2 separate regions of the Homo sapiens genome follow, and region 1 is linked to region 2. A link is a contact called in ENCODE Hi-C data. All regions are on one chromosome and are shown on one strand. Each heading gives the region's core, a stretch centred on a gene start or an enhancer-like site at or near the end of the contact. The rest is flanking DNA. Distances are from core to core; before and after follow the strand shown. Region 1 overlaps UBAC2 (UBA domain containing 2). Region 2 has its middle 87 kb from the start of SLC15A1.

Region 1 (5,913 bases), core at 282-2,781, 610 kb before region 2:
GATCACTGTCTTTTAGAGAGAAGACTAAAAATATTCCATTTATAGTCTGCTGAAACAACAAAGAAAGTTAGCTTACATTAAAAGCCTTGGAAACAAAAAGATCAAACAGTCCTAACAAAAAATTAAAATCTAAGGCCAACATCATACCTGAATTTGTGGCCTAGATTTACCCCCACTTGAATGGTCTGGGAGCTCTAAGGTAAGAAAATAATATAAAAGCTAATCCAGGCAACAAAAACCCCTCAGGACCCAGCAGTAGTAAACACAAAATCCCTCAACAGAGATACTTTTGTGAGCTGGGGGACATGGGGACTCGAAGAGCAAATGAAACCACTGAAAATGAGTTCACAATAAAAAATTAAAACTCTAAGAAACAACAGACTACCCTGAGGGAGAATTTGATAACCTGAGAAGCAGAAGTGAAAAACAATTTAAAAACTCTAAGTATGTATAAAATGATTAAGTGCTTTTTTAAAAAAGAATGGGAAACAATGAAAAGAAAGCACAGGCCAACATGACTTCATCTCCCAAAGCATCATGCAATGGCTCCCGAATGCCCTGATTAAAGGCCAAAATTAGTACAATGGCCTGACAGGACAGTGACCACTCTTACCTCCCTGGCCTCATCTCCTGCTATCTTCCCACACCCCATCCCCCCATCACTCTGCTCCAGCTGTCCACGTACGGGATGGTCCCATCTCCACCTGAGGGCCTTGGCACTGGCAGTCTCTGATATCTGGAATACTTTCCCCAATATCTCCACATAGCTCACACCTTGACCCCTTCAGGTCTTTGCTCAAATATTACCTGATTTCTGAAGCTTTTCCTTACTAGAATTATTAAAACTGCAATCCCACTCACACCCTGGCATTCCCTTCCCTAGTTTATTTAGTTTTGTACAACACAGATCATGATCTGGCATATATATATTACAAATTTTTATTTTGTTTACTGTCTTTTACCCTCAATTACAATGTACAGTCGATGAGGACAAAGATTTTGTCTGCTTTGATCAGTGCAGGATCCTCAGAGCCCAGAACAAGGCTTATCATAAAGTAGGTGCTCAACAAATAATTTAACAAGAGGAAAAGAGAATGCAAAAAGATTGGGGAAATCAGAAAAGAGCCGATTGCTCTTGTAAAATATGAGGTAGAATTCTCTCATTCATTCATGCATGCATAAATACCCAAACATTTACTAAGTGGCTACTTTATACAAGGAAGTGTCAAGCTATTCTCTTCCTCACTTTGGAAATTCTTTCTTCTCCTAAAACATGACTGAAATTGACTTCCTCCATAATTTACCATAAAAGATTAGCATATTTTCTAAGTTAATAAAAGTACGCAATGTACTGAAAATCATCTTTTACAGTTCAGCTTCCTGTTCCTTATTTTTATTCTTCTTCAGAACTCATGTGCATGTCCACACCATCAACCATCAATTTCTATCTAACTATGTTTCTAAGTACAAACTCTCGTTCCCTACTTACTTACTTTCTGGGTTTTGAAAATATTCTACTTGTTGTTGATACCACTATAATCTTGGACATTGATATAGAAATGTAAAAAGTAGTAATTAAAATCTAACACTTGATCTGTGCCCAAGAATTAGCTAAGGAGCATTATTTAGGAAGACAAAAGCTGATGACTATAAATGTGACCATAATATTCACCTCTGCTAAATTCCAATTATTTTCTTATTAACATTTACATACATGTGCATTCTAGTGAAAACAGTCTGTGGTTCATATAAGACTTCAAAGAGACACAAAATGGCAAACAATATTACCATATGCCCTTGATAAAAATATCTGCTTACAATTCTCTTTGATTAGCTCAATAATTTTCAGATAATGATTATTTTTTTCTTTAATGTTACTATTAGGGCCAAGTAGTGTGTTGCCTCACCTTACGTAGTTAAAATTTGGAACTGTGCTGAGCTGAGCCCATGAATAATCAGAACTAAAAATCATTCTTAGGTTTACATCATAGGAGTTTCACAATTGCTATACCAGTGGTGTTTAAAATACTTTATTGTGTTGTTTAGGAAAAATTAACACACATACACAATACCAGTTTTTAATTCTAACTACAGCACACGCCTTTATGAAATAGTCACAGGGTATCAAACTGTTAAAGGTGTTTGTATAAAGTATAATACCATTCTGTTATTTATTACAAAAATGTTTCACCATATGATCCCCATTTAATAACTTATTTTAGAGGAGTTAAAGCTTTTATCAAGTTCTATGTAACACTGCCATCTAGTGCAGTGTTACTGCAGGCAATGCCTACTGAACTGCTGAGCATGCTCATTTCAGAAAGGGGAAAACAGCTTTAACATGGAAGCTTACAGTCTAGATTGAAGTTCTGTAAGAATTCGTAGTAATAATATGAAAAATGTAATTTATTTTGAATATTTTATTTTATAAATGTTTCAAATATGTCACCCTACCAACTCATTATTTAGCTCTTACCTTAATGGTGTCAGGATTTTCTCATTCTATTCCTCTTTAAGTATTTATAAAGACTTTCTGGAAGTACGTACTTCAAAATTTAAAAATACCCCTTGCTTATAAGAAAGCAAAAAATCAATCACTTAGATTATATAGAAAAAATATCAAACCTCTTTGTATTACAGAATTTGAGAAATATAATAATAACTCTACATTGCAGTGAATTATGTCCTGGAACAAGTTCTGCTGTACCAGTACTAGGCTGCACAGAACATCCTGGGAAATGCGGTCCCTTGGCTGGACTCCAATTAATTTCTCTAGTTCTCTAAGCCTACTTATGAATCTCACAATAAAGAAGAGCACAGAATCAGAATATAGCTCATTTAAACCACAGAATGCTCACGGTTTAAAGGGATTTCATAGGCACTCCATTTGTGGTACCTACCAATGAGTGGACTTCCTGCAACACCCCTGCCTCGCACTCTCCCAGCCACAGCCTGAGTATCCTCAGTGTCAAATTCAGCAGCTCCCAAGGGAGATCACCTCATCTTGAGACAGTGAGTGCTGCAAAGTTACTCCTTATGCCAAGCCCAAAGCTATATCCCGTAGCATGTCCCCGTGGTCTTCATTCACCACAGGCCATTCCCCCCTTATTTAACTCCTCTTTCACTGGGCAGCCCTTTCAACAGTGGAAGACAGTTCTGCCCCAGTTTCTTCTCTCTGGGGTAAGCAATGCCTGTTCTCCACCTGTTTCTCCCATGGCCAATCTCCATCTCCACCCCATCCTGATGCCAACCTGGACCACCAGCAACATCCTTGTTTCCCTGTAATCCTACAAATGGCATCTAGGGGCATATTAGTGTCAACTGGCAGTCACTCCATGATGCCATTTCACAAGCCAAACAACTCTATCATTCAGTGCCTCTACAGCTGATTTTTAAGACTCAAGAGAAAGACCTAATGTTCTCTCTCTTACCTTCTTTACCTTTTGTGTTTCTTTTTTTTTTTTTTTTTTTTTTTGAGACAGAGTCTCACTCTGTAGCCCAGGCTGAATGGAGTGCAGTGACAGGATCATGGCTCACTGCAGCCTCGGCCCTCCAGGCTCAGGTGATCCTCCCACCTCAGCCTCCTAGGTAGCTGAGACTACAGGCACATGCCACCACGCCTGGCTAATTTTTTGTATTTTATGTAAACACAAGGTTTTGCTATGTTGCCCAGGATGGTCTCCAGGACTCAAACGATCTGCCTGCCTTGGCCTCCCAAAATGCCGAGATTACAGGTGAGAGCCACCATGCCTGGCCTCCTTCTATGTTTCATATTTTGACTATAAAGCCCAAAACTCCAGCTTGCTGAGGCAGCTAATGTGTTAGAGCTATTGTTCTTCTGAGAAGACTGCTAGCAGCTCCCCGAAAACCCACTGTTCCCTTATCTCCAGGGACACAACTGCCCAGGTAAGATTACATCTCCCAGCCTCCCTGTGATTAGGTGTGGCCACGTGACCAAGTTCTTGCCAATGGTTTGGGAGCAGGAGTGACATCTGCAACCTTGAAGGCACCTGGGGAAAGGCAATCCCTCCTCCTGCATGCCCCTTCTTTCTTCCACACCAGCTGGAAGCAGAAGCCATGGAGCCTCCTTGGAAGGCACATGTTGAGGAAAGCAGAGGTGCTCCACCAGACCAGGCCCTTGACGACTTACCGGTACAGAGCCTGCCTACCCCACAGGGTGGTTACAAAAGTGAAATGAACATCTGCGCTCTTTGAGCCACTGTGTCAGCGGTTTGTTACAGAAGCTTAGCCTCCACCATTACTGAAATATCCTCCTAGTTTTTGTAATTTGCAAATCTGATGAGCAAACACACTATATTTTGGTATTTTTTATCACTGATAAAATATTAATCAGAACAGCAGGGACCAAGAATGCTACAAAAAGATAAATGTTACTCTTTCAATTTCAAATGACTATAATAATAAAGGCAGATACCTTTCAGAGCATAAGAAAGCAGCAGTAGCAAGTGGAAGGCTCTGAAGTGAGCAGACTCTGGAACAGAGCTAGTTTCTTCCTTCCTTACTTATATCCTCCTGGACAAGGCAAAGGTGCTGAGGACTGCAGGAAAATACTGCTTCGGCTTAAGTCATGAGGAAAGGTTCCAAAAGGACTCATTGATTTTACTCAGGATAACCTCCCCTCCCTTCCCCTCACCATTTAGAAATCTAAAGCTATGAAATTCATCCTTATCATCAAAATATGATAAATGAGCAAGCCTAAAATATGCTCCAAAAATTGCATCAAAGGACACAATCAACAAAGAAAAGAGGCACCCTACGGAGTAAGAGAAAAAATATTTGCAAATCATCTGATAAGGGATTAACATCTAGATTACATAAAGAGCTCCTACAGCTCAACAACCAAGAAAGATTAACAAATGGGCAAAGAACTTGAATAGGCAATTCTCTAAAGAAGAAATATATATAAATGGCCAAGAAGCCCATGAAAAGATTCTTGAAGTCACTCATCATCGGAAATGGAAATGAAACCACAATGAGACACCACCTTATGCCCATGAGGATGGCTACTACAGGAAAGGAAGGGAGGGAGGGGAGGGAAGGGCGAGTGTGAGAGAGGTGTGCCTGCGAGCCAAGATAGGGAGAAACTGGGCATTGTGTTGCTGGTGCAGCTGCTGGGGAAAACGATACAGCCATTCCCCAACAAACTAAAACCAGAATTACCACACGATCCGGCAATTTCACTTTCAGGGATATAACCCAAAAGAACTGAAAGTAGGGACTGAAGAGATATTTGCTGTATGATGGGTACAGGCTTTCAGTCTGGGAAGATGAAAATGTCCTGGAGGTTGGCTGCACAGCAGTGTGAATGAACTTAACACTACTGAACTGCACATTTAAACATGGTTAAGACGATAAATTGTCTAATACATATATATATATATTTAACATGTCAAATTTGTTCTAAGGCCACATTTATGTTTAATATCTTAGTATAATATCAGATACAAATAAGAGTTAAAATGGAATCTTCTCAAGGCCCTAGCCCAGGAATACACATAGTCCTACAGAGAAAAACTGTTTCCTAAAAAAGAGGATGCTTCCAAAGAGGGCAGAAATGGTCTACAAGCCAAAATGTTTTAGAGTAAGCTTGTCCAACCTGCAGCCCATGGGCCACATGGGCCCAGGACAGCTTTGAATGCAGTCCAACACAAATTAGTACACTTTCTTAAAATATTATGAGTTTTTTCCATGATTTTTTTTTTGATCATCAGCTATCATTAGTGTTAGTGTATTTTATGTGTGGCCCAAGACAGTTCTCCCAATGTGGCCAAGGGAAGCCAGAAGATTGGCCACCTTGTTTTAGAGGAATACATTCATATCTATTATATAAAGCTACATATTATATAGTATTATGTAATATAATATAGAAATATTCATAAAGTAACATTAAAA
Region 2 (5,661 bases), core at 1,786-4,285:
CAGAATGTGGCCGTGAAGGTCTTTTTTATATGAGCTAAACATTTAAATCAGCAGACTTTGAGCAAAGTAGATTATCCTTCCTAATGGGGGAGGGGGGCCATCCAATCAGCAGAAGGCCTGAAGAGAAAGACTAAGGTCCGCTGAGGAAAAAGGAAATCCTACCTTCAGACTGTCTTCAGACACAAGCTGCAACATCTCCTCTTCCCTGGGCCACCAACCTGCCAGCTCTGCAAATCTTGGACTCAACAGCTTCCACAGTTGCAGGAGCCACTTAAACTAAATCAGTCTCTGTCTCTGTGCACGCGCACACACACACGCACATGGACACACACACGCACACATGCACACATCCTATTGGTTCTGTTTCTCTGGAGAACCTTGACTAATACAATGGGGCACAGGATGTATCTCAAAGCCTATCCCTACAATTAATTTATTAATTGCAATGGGAAAAAAGGGAACTTTGTAGTGGAGAGACCGGGAGGGTACTGTCTTACCTGAGTGATCAGCAGTAATGGGACACGCTGACATCACATGCCTCCTAATGCATTGCACTGAGAAGGATCCAACATCATTTATGTAGAAACCCTGCCACAAATGAACAACCTGATTCTAATCAAGAAAGCTGATCATAATCACTAGGAAACAAAGATAAAATGGGGAAATAATCTACAAAGCACATGGCCTGTACCCCTACAAAATGCCAATGTCGTGAAAGACAAATATATATATATATATATAATTGGAGACCAAAACGAAAAGGCTGAGGAACTGGTCTTGATAAAGGAAAGGAAAGACACATGACAACCAAATACAAGTCACAATCCTGGGCTAGATCCTGGATCAGAAAGAAATGTTCTAAAGGACATTACTGGACAGTTGGTTAGATAATAGAAGAGTGTTGTTTTTTGTTTTTTTGTTTTGAGACAAAGTCTCGCTTTGTCACCCAGGCCGGAGTGCAACGGTGCGATCTCGGCTCACTGCAACCTCCGCTTCCCGAGTTCAAGCAGTTCTCCTGCCTCAGCCTCCCAAGTAGTTGGGATTACAGGCATGCGCCACCACACCGGGCTAATTTTTGTATTTTTAGTAGCGACAGGGTTTCATCATGTTGTCCAGGCTGGCCTGGAACTCCTGACCTTGTGATCTGCCCGCCTCAGCCTCCCAAAGTGCTGGGATTATAGGCATGAGCCACTGCGCCTGGGCTAGTAGAAGAGTGTTATTATTCAATCTCCTGACTCTGACTAATTGTACTCTAGTTAGGTAACAGAATGCCTTTGTTCTTATGAGATACTATACTATGAGAGAGAGAGAAAGAGAAAGAAAGAATGAGAGCAAGAAAGCAAACATGTAACAATGGCTAGAATTGGTGTATTCAGGTAAAGATTGTATGAAATTTGTTGAATTCGTTGTACTATGTTTTAGTAGAACAGGCTGGAGTGCAGTGGCACGATCTCGGCTCCCTGCAACCTCCGCCTCTGGGTTCAAGCAATCCTCCCTGCCTCAGCCTCCTGAGTAGCTGGGATTACAGGTGTCCACCACCATGTCTGGCTAATTTTTGTATTTTTTAGTAGAGACGAGGTTTCGCCATGTTGACCAGGCTGATCTTGAACTCCTGACCTCAGGGGATTGCCTGGCTCGGCCTCCCAAAATGCTGGGATTACAGGCATGAGCCACTGAGCCCAGCCTCATTATTCTAGTCTTGTAATTTTTCTGATGCCTGAGATTTTCTTCAGGGTAAAAATTTTGAATGAAAAATGAAAACGTCATCGTAAATTGTTAAATCAAATATTAACAGCATGCTTTGGAAAGACAGACGTAAAAGGATTTCCAATTCATTTAATTCTATGGCAAATATTTCTGAGCATCTCTTCCAGGCATATAATCAAGATGAAGTAAGATATTGTAGCAGTGAGCTTGCCCCCTCCCCATTACCTGCTCTGGCATCTCATGGGGTCCTCAGTCCCATTAACTGATGTCATCAGTGTCAGTTCCAAACCAGGTGTTATCTGGCTTGCTACAAGAGCTATTTTTTAAAATGCCTGTACCTATGATGTATGTTTCTTCCTTTATCTGTTTATTCCAAAGATTTCTTGAATTCCAGTGTATTTTGCGTTAACAGTCTGACCAAGCCTGCTTCTACACTTAATCAATATGGCAGCTGTGCCCTTGCCACAGGGTTTTCAGAGAAAGCCAATACAGGAGCAGAACCTTCTCAATCTAGAGAGTGGGGCTCAGCCAGCCAACAGCCACAGGAAGGGGCCATGCAGTGAGACCAAGGCTTAGACTCTGAGAGATGGAAAGTTCTTTCAGAGAACCTGACAATGGACAGTAGGGGCAGAGCCATGAGCGCAAAGCTTCAAAGGTAGACTTAGGGCATGAGACGAGATCCCAGTGCTAGAGGGACCAAGGCCTCTGGACCAAAGAACTCAGACCAGGAGCAGGACAAGAGGAGGTCCAGGTGCTAAAATGCTAGTACCAACCAGGGCCCTGGGCTCAAAAGAGAAATGCAGCTGTCCCTACCTTTAGAAGAAAAGGAGATTAGTGGAGGGTAAGCTGTAAGACTAATGTCACAAGCTTTTGAGCTCACAACTTCTCCAGCTATTTTGTTTACCCCTTGACCTTTGCCCTCATTGTTCTTCATTGTCCCCACCCCAACCCCTCCACAGACCAGTCATGGAGAGTGAGGGAGAGTCAGCCTGAAGGTCTTTGTGACCACAGGTGCATCAAATGTTTATTTTGGCCAAATGGGAATGGTTGAGTGTTAAATTCAATATTCAGCTGATGCTGAAGCCAAAAATAATCATCAAAGACTAAACCTCTGGGCTACAAAAATAAACCTGAAATTTCATCAAAAATTATTTATTATTTCAATGTTATCAAGAATTTAAGAAGTCAGTTTTTAAATTTTGACGTTTCAACACAAAAGCAATTTCTTTCGTGGCCACAAAACCACATTTTTGTGAGATTTGTCACTCACTTTCCAATAAAGTCAGTGGGGGAGCAAGATTTCTGGGGGATTACCTTTGCCAGGGCAGGCATTGGGGTTGATCATGTTTACCAAGTTATTAAGCTTCCTTTCTTCTCCAAGTGGCAAGCAACAAAGGCAAAGATGTATTTGTTCTTTAACTCCTGAGCTTACTGATTTGATCAATGGCAAAAATACAAGCTCATCAAAGCAATCCCATAAACTAAGACCTGTGCATTGCTTAAAGAATGTGTTTTCTGGGTGTTTTCATTACACATTAATCTGGAATATTTACTCATATCTGCAAGCAAGTATTCAGGTATAATAATTAACCTGAACAGCATTCATCACTACATTGATTAGACTTAATGGTAACCTAGGTACATGAGGTCAGGATGTCCAAAAAAGCAATGAAGTTTGCTGTCAGACACTCTAAAGGCAATCCTAACCACAAAGCTGAATGACAGACTTTGGCCAAATGCACAGGCTAAATGAAACTTCCTTGCTTCCTTATCTGCTACCAGATGCTTTTCAAGGTTTTCAAAGGTTTCCCGGTCTTTCCACTGAACAGTTTTCAGGAATATGAGAGATACAGAATTCAGACCACATGGCAAATGACTCCCAAGGGTCCCTGGTCACTGCCAGGAACACTTAAGCATCCCTGGGGATGCATGGCTCAAACCCCACAGGTTGCCACATTTGTTCAGTCTGTTGGGGCATACAGAGGCAGAATCTATCCTAAATCCATACCATCTAGAGTAGTGTCCAATGCAGAGTTGGCCATCAATACATTTTTGTTAAAAGGAATCAACAAGTGAATGAATGTATGGTCGGTAGAATGTGGCAATGTTGATATTTCATTTAAGAGAAGACCAGCAGTTATCCACCTTGAAAACATCAGGCAATGACCTGTCTGGAGGCAGAGGATTTGAATTTGTGATTTATTTGCCTTTTTTTTTTGACATTTGATTGTTTTGTTAGAAACCCACCAAATAGATGCCTGAGGCTTTGAGGGAATGTTTTAGAAACAGTAGAACACCCACTCCACTCAGAGCTCCAGAAGCCATAGGGAGGACAGGGGCTGCAGTTCCAGAAAGGACTAGATTGGGAAAAGATGACTTGGAAGGGAAACAAAAGAACATCAACGTGTAGCAGCCGCGACTCCCTGGCAGGTTCCTCCTCTGCGTAGGTGTCAGTGCCCGAGCCACCCGTGGAGCAGGCTTCTTTAGTCACAGTTGAACATCTCTGACTCACCACCTGACATGGGTTGTGCTCGTATTTTCCATTATAGAAACTGTATCTGGTGAGTCAGGACCAGAGAGAAACGTGAGACTTGTGGAGGTGTCAGAGGCATTCGAACCACAGCGACTCCATCTTGAGTGAGGGCTGGAAAATGAGGCTGGGGCTTGCTGGGCTGTTTTCCCAGAGAGTCAGGCATTCTGAGCCTCTAGAGTTTACGGTTAAGGGAACAGATTGATAATACTTACTAGACAGACCCAGACTTGGGAATGTCCAGATATCCAATATCTGGAAAACAAAGGCATTCCTAATTTTGTTTTAAAGTTAATAATATTGATTCTTACAAAATATAGTAATTAAATGAAATTAATCCTTTATCACAAACCCTTGTAGAAGAGCACATCTTCCCATCATCTTTTTTTAGTCATATATATACACACACACGTATACATATATACACACACATATACATATGTGTGTGTATATATATACATACAATGTGTGTATATATATATACATACAATGTGTATATGTATACACATACAATGTGTGTATATATACATTGTATATATATGCATATATAATGTATATATACATAGTATATATATGCATATATATACAATGTATATATACGCATATATATACAATGTATATATATACGTATATATAAACAACGTATATATACATGCTTGTACCTAGGGCAGACGCGCTCTTCCTCTTACTTTCCGGAATGCCCTACTCTGTCTATGGAGTAGCCTGTTCTTTCACCACTTTACTTTCTTATTTATTTAATTATTTATTTATTTTGAGATGGAGTCTCACTCTGTCACCAGGCTGGAGTGCAGTGGCACGATTTTTGCTGTGCACTGCAGACTCACCCATCATTCTTTCTTTCGAGAGATAAAAGAACCCTCTCTTGGGATCTGGATCAGGACCCCTTTTCTGTAACAGAGGGTAGGCGTTTAGGCTCTGTGGGGAGAAGGAAAGGTGATGTAAGCCCTCACAGGTCCCCACCTTGGCCAGAGAAGTGTTCCCTAGCATGAATGAGGACCCCCAGCCCAGGTCTCGCGCTGGGCTGCAGGGAGCATTTGAAGGGGGAAACTGCGCCACTCCTGCTAGTTTTCGTGGGTGATGTCAGTGCCAGGCTTGATCACTGGCAGGTTCCGGGGTCAGCCCTCTGAACCAGTCCCTGATTCCTGAAATCTGGCAAATACAAATTAAAAACAAAGGTGTAATTCTCCCAGCTGAAAAGAAAGGGATGCCCCACCTTTCCCTTTTCTTCCAGAAGTTATTTCTCCATCCTTTTCAAATGTATGTGAATCTTTTTTTTTTCTTTTTTTTTTTTGAAATGGGATCTTGCTCTGTCACCCAAGCTGGAGTGCAGTGGCATGATCTTGGCTCACTGCAACCTCTGCCTCCTGGGTTCAAGCGATTCTTCTGCCTCAGCCTCCCGAGTA

What was found. A loop is a pair of places that touch in the nucleus more often than their neighbours do. Pooled maps may share reads with other maps.
Region 1: a pooled map shows a loop between it and region 2 (6-fold over the local background). The contact joins two enhancer-like sites. A Hi-C loop is called at or near these places in 1 of 168 maps with a recorded cell type or tissue (K562), 1 of 37 single-sample maps with no recorded cell type and 8 of 50 pooled maps.

The regions. Positions count from the first base shown.
Region 1 is chr13:99,266,174-99,272,086 of GRCh38, reverse strand. The region is part of intron 4 of UBAC2 (UBA domain containing 2); the gene reads right to left. Among named protein-coding and RNA genes, the nearest start is that of GPR18, 11 kb to the right of the region's middle. Within about 2 kb of position 1,531, at least 2 of the 41 ENCODE cell types and tissues checked have a DNase peak (open chromatin) inside an H3K27ac peak, as active enhancers do.
Region 2 is chr13:98,662,810-98,668,470 of GRCh38, reverse strand. No RefSeq gene overlaps it. Among named protein-coding and RNA genes, the nearest start is that of SLC15A1, 87 kb to the left of the region's middle. Within about 2 kb of position 3,035, at least 2 of the 41 ENCODE cell types and tissues checked have a DNase peak (open chromatin) inside an H3K27ac peak, as active enhancers do.